Regions from separate parts of the Homo sapiens genome. Here region 2 is linked to region 1. A link is a loop called in an ENCODE intact Hi-C map of the cell type or tissue named here. Cell type or tissue: mammary epithelial cell. All regions are shown on one strand. Links, peaks and the distances in the headings refer to the core of each region. The heading gives the core; the rest is flanking DNA.

The links. Hi-C counts contacts between places; a loop is a spot of excess contacts. Peaks named below come from ENCODE experiments on the same cell type or tissue, not always from the same donor. Only the 100,000 strongest peaks of a DNase experiment are listed, where the experiment ranks them.
Region 2: a loop joins it to region 1, with 6 times the contacts of the local background. A loop is called at or near these places in 2 of 110 quality-filtered maps.

The regions. Positions count from the first base shown.
Region 1 is chr3:8,969,979-8,972,896 of GRCh38, forward strand. No RefSeq gene overlaps it. Among named protein-coding and RNA genes, the nearest start is that of RAD18, 8.0 kb to the left of the region's middle. RefSeq lists a silencer at 1,027-1,321. In mammary epithelial cell, for the core only: a CTCF peak has its summit at 1,188 (motif pointing right); no DNase peak of the experiment used is centred there.
Region 2 is chr3:9,168,232-9,171,149 of GRCh38, forward strand. All of the region lies in intron 1 of SRGAP3 (SLIT-ROBO Rho GTPase activating protein 3), which reads right to left. Among named protein-coding and RNA genes, the nearest start is that of SRGAP3-AS2, 23 kb to the right of the region's middle. In mammary epithelial cell, for the core only: no CTCF peak of the experiment used is centred there; DNase peaks (open chromatin) are centred at 210 and 1,310; H3K27ac peaks cover 2,500 bases.

The sequences.
Region 1 (2,918 bases), core at 184-2,683:
AATGAAATATTATTGTTTCAAGCAATGATCACCAATGGGTGATAAAACAGTTCTGAGAGTGGTTCTTGGGGAACTGGATATGTATCAGGTCCCCAAATTATCAGGCCAACAAGTTCACTTGTTACTCACAGAGAAAGATGAGGATGAACCCACCTGAACTTATTCATCAAGTTTTTTGATCCTAAAAGTGGGCACCAAGCAGTGGGTACCTCCTGATGTGATGTAATATGAAGTGCACGTCACCTAGGAAGTGTACTCTCCAAAAATGGTGAAACTGAATCTAATCAAAGGTGTAGATCCAACTTGCCATTTAAAAGACATACAGAGTAGGATCAGGCAGGGTGGCTCACGCCTGTAATCTCAGCACTTTGGAAGGCCAAGTATGATCCCAGGAGTTTGAGACCAGCCTGGGCAACGTAGTGAGATTCAGCCCCCACCCCAGTCTCTACCAAAAGAAAAAAAAAAAATACAAAAAATTAATCAGGGATGGTGGTGCACACCTGTAGTCCTGGCTACTCAGGAGGCTGAGGTGGGAAAATCATCTAAGTCCAGAAAGGCAAGGTTGCATTGAGCCGTGATTGCACCACTGCACTCCAGCCTGGGCGATGGAATGACACCCTATCTCAAAAAAATAAATAGAATAAAATAAAAAAACATACAGGGGAGGACAGCAACCAGTGAACTGACAACTCAAGGAAGCAGTCAGGCAAATGCTGGTTGTGGGGCATTTCACCAGAAAACAAGCTCAGCCAGTCATGACGGGGCATACTCTAGAAAAATTAAGAGACAATACTCATTAGACGGGATGCTGATTTGAACAAAGCAACTTTTAAATGACATTTTTGGAACAATCAAGGAAAATGGAATATGGATTAGGTAACATGTTATTGAGAAATTGTCATTAGTTTTATTCAGTGTGATCATGAGATTGTCATCATTATGCAGGAAAATGTCATTTTTAGAGACATATACTGATATGTTTCAGGGTAAAATGTCATGGTGTTAGCGATTTTTTTGAAATTCAAAAACAGAGGTAAAGCAAACTCATAAAAATGTGAATAATTTTTAAAACTAGATGATAGACATAATGGGTTAACTGTGCTATTCTCTGCATTCTGTAAATCTGAAAATTTTGATAACAAAAATTAGAGGCTGCTTACCCTGCCTGCCATCTTACAAATGACCACATGAGGGCAGCAGAGTATCAGGCTGGATGTGGGCTCGCGCTTTGAGAGGGAAATGCAGATAGGCGATCATCCCACTCATGCGTAATTTATTTACTTCTCATCTTTTCTTCTAACCCATCATTTAGTAAGCACTATGTGCAGGGGCCTGTGCTGGGCCTATAGGGGACAAAATGTCGAATTCACCCGATCTGGGATCCTGCAGCCACATATATTATGTCTGTATCTGGAGGCCAAGGAAGGGATGGTGACCAGGAACCTCTGTCCTGCTGGGTCTACCAGAAACACAGGTATCTCTGTGTTTGGCATCACTGGAAATGGAGACCTTGGCCAGACATGTTGGAAACAAAGAAATTAATGTGGGGAATGGAGGTAGCTGGCCACTCATGTTGTGTGAGTTGATCTGCATGCATTGGGGTTTACCACTTACTACTGTGATCTTGGGAAAATTACTTTACCTCTCTGAACCTCACAGGACTAATAATAGTTTATATCTTATAGCTGTCTGTTGCAAGAGAATGAGACTGTCTATGAAAAATTGCTTAAAACAGTGCCTAGCACATAGTAAGTGCTCAAGATGAACATATTTACCTGTCTATATGGAGAAAATGGTGAATGCAGCTTTGGGACTGGGGCACTGGAATCAAGACTCTCCAAAAGGCAAGATCACAACTATAGCAGCTACATTTATTGGGGGTTTCTCTGTGTCAGATGCTGTCCCAACAGCAAGCCTACAAGGCAGGGCTGTTACTGTCCCTACTTTAGAAATGAGAACTGAAGTGTTCACTTTCCCGAGGTCTTTCAGTGAGAAAGGAGGGAAGCTGGGATTTAAACCCAGGCAGCCTAGCCTTGGAGTCCTCATTCATATCCACCAGGGTGGCTGTACTCCTTTTTGGGGATGGGTGCTGTGGAAAGACAAAGCATTTACCTGGAGACAGGGGTGTGATCCTGCAGTCGACAGGGGCCTGTGGACCTGGGGAAGGGATGCGAGAATGTCCATGCTATGAATGTGTTTCTCAAGAGTGTCCTCTGGAGACTGGAGCTCTTGATAAGCTCTCTGGGCTTTGCCTGCTCAGCATCTTTGTTCTTTCTTTCAAGAGGCAGGATCGCACTCTGTTGCCCAGACTAGAGGGCAGTGGTGTGATCACAGCTCACTGCAGCCTCAAACTCCTGGGCTCAAGTGAGATCCTCCTACCTCAGCCTCCCAAGTAGCAGGAATTACAGGCTCACGCCACCATGCCTGCCTCATTGTGTGTGTGTGTGTGTGTGTGTGTGTGTGTGTGTGTGTGTGTGTGTGTGTGTGTCTGTAGTGACAGAGTCTCACTATGTTACCCAGGTTGGTCTCAAACTCCTACCCTCAAGTGAACCTCCCTCCCTACCTCCCAAAGTGCTGGGATTACAGGATTGAGCCACCACACCTGGCCCCAGCATCATCCTTCCAATAATAGAACTCATCTATTCATTTTGGGAAACAGCCCTTAATCTACTCTCAACCATGTGGTCAGGCAAGGCTAATCCCAAATCTAGCTCAAGACTGGGCAAGTAGCCAGATCTGGTCAATGACAGTAAGACCCACCCTCCACTGAGTGATTGGTTCATGGTAAGCATGTGACTCAAGCTAGGCCAATCAGAGGCAATCCTGGGACTCTGACTCATTCACTGGGAAAGAGAGACAGTTTTTTCTACTGGGGTAGCTAAATGCTAGGACGCAAGTCTAGAACTGCTTTGGGCCAT
Region 2 (2,918 bases), core at 111-2,610, 200 kb after region 1:
CCCTCTCCAGTCCTTTGCTTGGATCTGGACAAACTCAGACATTTCATCCTAAAGCCCCATTTTTGCCAGTGGCAGGAGCCCAACCATCGTCTCTGCTGTTAGCAACTGCTCCAAGTGTGCTCAGAAGTCACCTGATTGGTCAGAAGCAACCCCACCCCGCTCAGGACTGGAGCTGAGGCCCTGCAGGAGAATCTAGTGCACGTGTGCCCTCCCTCACTGAAACCAAGGCCCAGCACATCACGCATGAGCAGGATGTGCAGTTCCTGCAGCTGGTTTCAGAATGAATCCTTTGTTTCCATTCACCTGCGCTTTTTAACATCCGCTTAACAACTTTCAAAAGCCCAAAGGTGGCAGAATGAAATTACTTAGAATAAAAGACATTCCAAATGGAGACCTCTTTCTGGGTTTTCAGCCATCTTTTCGTACGTGCTTGGAGGCAAGCCAACTAAAAGATGTGTTTCTTAAACCAAGTAAGCTGTTAAGTAACAAACTGGTCCTGCAGATATGAGGAAAGAGAGAAGGGAGAAAAAGGAAAAACCTATTGATTCATAATCTCTCATTCATTCATTTTTTGGGCCCCTACTCAGCCAGACTGGCACAGAGTGGCAACATGAATATGCATATTTATATTCTGATATGTTACAGTGGTTAGGAGCATGAACCCTGGAGCCAGACCCTGTGGTGCCTCTCCAGGAGTTAGAGAAAGGTGTCCCTTCCTCCCAACAGTCACAGCTCTGCACCCAGGTGAGAGCAAGATTTCAGACTCAACTGATCCTTCCACCCTTGTGGACCCTTGTGCAGTGCATGGCCAGCACAACTGTACATGGTAGCACTGATTTCAATCCCGGCTCGTTCAGCTATTGTGTAACCCTGGGCAAGTTTCTGAGCCTCTCTGTGGATCTATCTGTTCATCTAGGAAATGAGGATAGTAATAGTATCTATCTTACAATATTGGGGAGCATGAAATAAAATAATGCACAGGAAGTGCTTAGCACAGAACCTGACTGCAAAGAAGCACTTTGTAAGTATGATTATAATCATTATATATGAGACATAGCCCCTGCCCTTGTGGAGTTGACAGTCTGGTGGGAGAGGCAGATTGTAAAAACATTATATCTGTTTATGTCCAGGGTTGGAGGTGGGGTAGCAGGACATGAGTGAGAAAACTGCTCTTGATGGGTGAGTAGGAATTCAAGCAGCAAAGAAAAGGTGGGCGTGGGAGGAAGACTATTCAAGGCTTTGAGAACAGTATGTACAAAGGTAGAGGAGTTACATGTCATTGCATGTTCCAGGAACAGTGAGAAGTTCCCACACTATTAACTACTAATTATGAATTTCTGCTAAGCTGAAATGCACAATAAGTGAGTAAATAATTCCCTCCAGTGCCAAACTTATGAGTCTCAACACTTGGGAAACTCAAAGTAGCCATACTTGGCATCAATTAGGCCAACACCTTGTGAAGTTGACAATGGCTTTGAATTAACCAATACCACATTTCTCAGGTTACTCCAGGACCTGGAATGTTATTGCTTGCTAGAGAATCACTAAATTGGAGTTCCCTCTGGTACAGAAGGAAGGGGATCAGTGCTTTCTGAAGGGGAGGATGGGTTAGGGGGGAAAAGCCTTGGAAGTCAGGGTTCCTGGGTTCCTGCCCCACTTTCTAGGCAAGTCATGGTCCCCTTTCCTGAGCCTCAGTTTCCTCTCCTGTAAAATGAAGGGGGCTGGGTTGGAGTTTCTTCCAACTGGGAGACAGTACACCTAACTGCTTACAGCCTGGACTTTAAAGTCAGACAAGCCTGTGTTGACATTTGTTAAGAGGACAAAATGAAGATTTAATCTATGTAAAGCACCTGACACCGCCCCACAGGAAGCACAGATGAAATGATAGAAGATTTGATCACTGCCGTTTAGACAGTGCTGGTGTGTGGGATGTGTGGGTGAATGTCCGTAGAAGAAACCGCCCCCAGTCTCACACCTCTCAAATCTACAAACCAAAACTCTTTGACACTTGGGAAGTTTTTGAGCCTGCCGAAGCCCTGCATCACGTCAGTGCAATGAACTCCATACACTTGAGACTTGGTAACATTGTCTTAGTATTTGGCTTGAATGAACTTTCTGTGTTTTTTTACGTGGAAAACACTCACATGACAGCCTCGGAGTAGTAGTGCGGGGAGCAGCGGGGTGGGGGCAAGAGGGTTCCAGGGGAAAGAAACTCTCCAGCAGCAAAAGAATGTGACTCACACTCTCACACAACAGAAGAGAGGCGACCTGAGCAGAGGTGGGCTGCTTTTTAGGAAGTCGCACTCAAATGGTCTTCATGGCTCCAAATGGGGAGAAGGTTTTAGCACACAGTCCCTGAAGACTCATGGACATTCCCGGTGGTTCTGATTGTGAATGATGCTGAAATCAACCATTGCAAAATACTCCCAGCATACCCTTTCCTCTGCACCTTCGCCCAGCGAGGCAGATGCTCTTATGGAGCTACTTCACAAGCGTGGGTCTGAGGCCCAAGGAGGTGAGGGCACATGCCCAGGTCACACACCACAGATACCTGCCCTCAGGCCTCGGACGCCACAGCTCAGCACTGCTCCTCTCCCCCAAGCCCTTCACTTGCTGGTGTGTAATGAGCACTGTCTCAGCGCTGGGGGAGCCATGAAGAGGCCTGGGTCACACAGTGTCCTCACGCTCCAGCCTGCTGGCAGAGCAAGGCCATGGGATTCAGGCCTGTTCTGTCCCTCAGCAGCAGGACAGCGCACGCATCTGAGGAGTGCTGATCCTGGCCTTGGGCAGTCAGCTTCCGCCAGCTGTGCCCTGCTATAGATGGCCTGACCCTTCAGGGCCTGGGCCCCACAACAGAATATTGTGGAAGAGAAACCCAAGAACCCCTGAGGCCCCAGCAGCCTCCACAGAGCCCCATG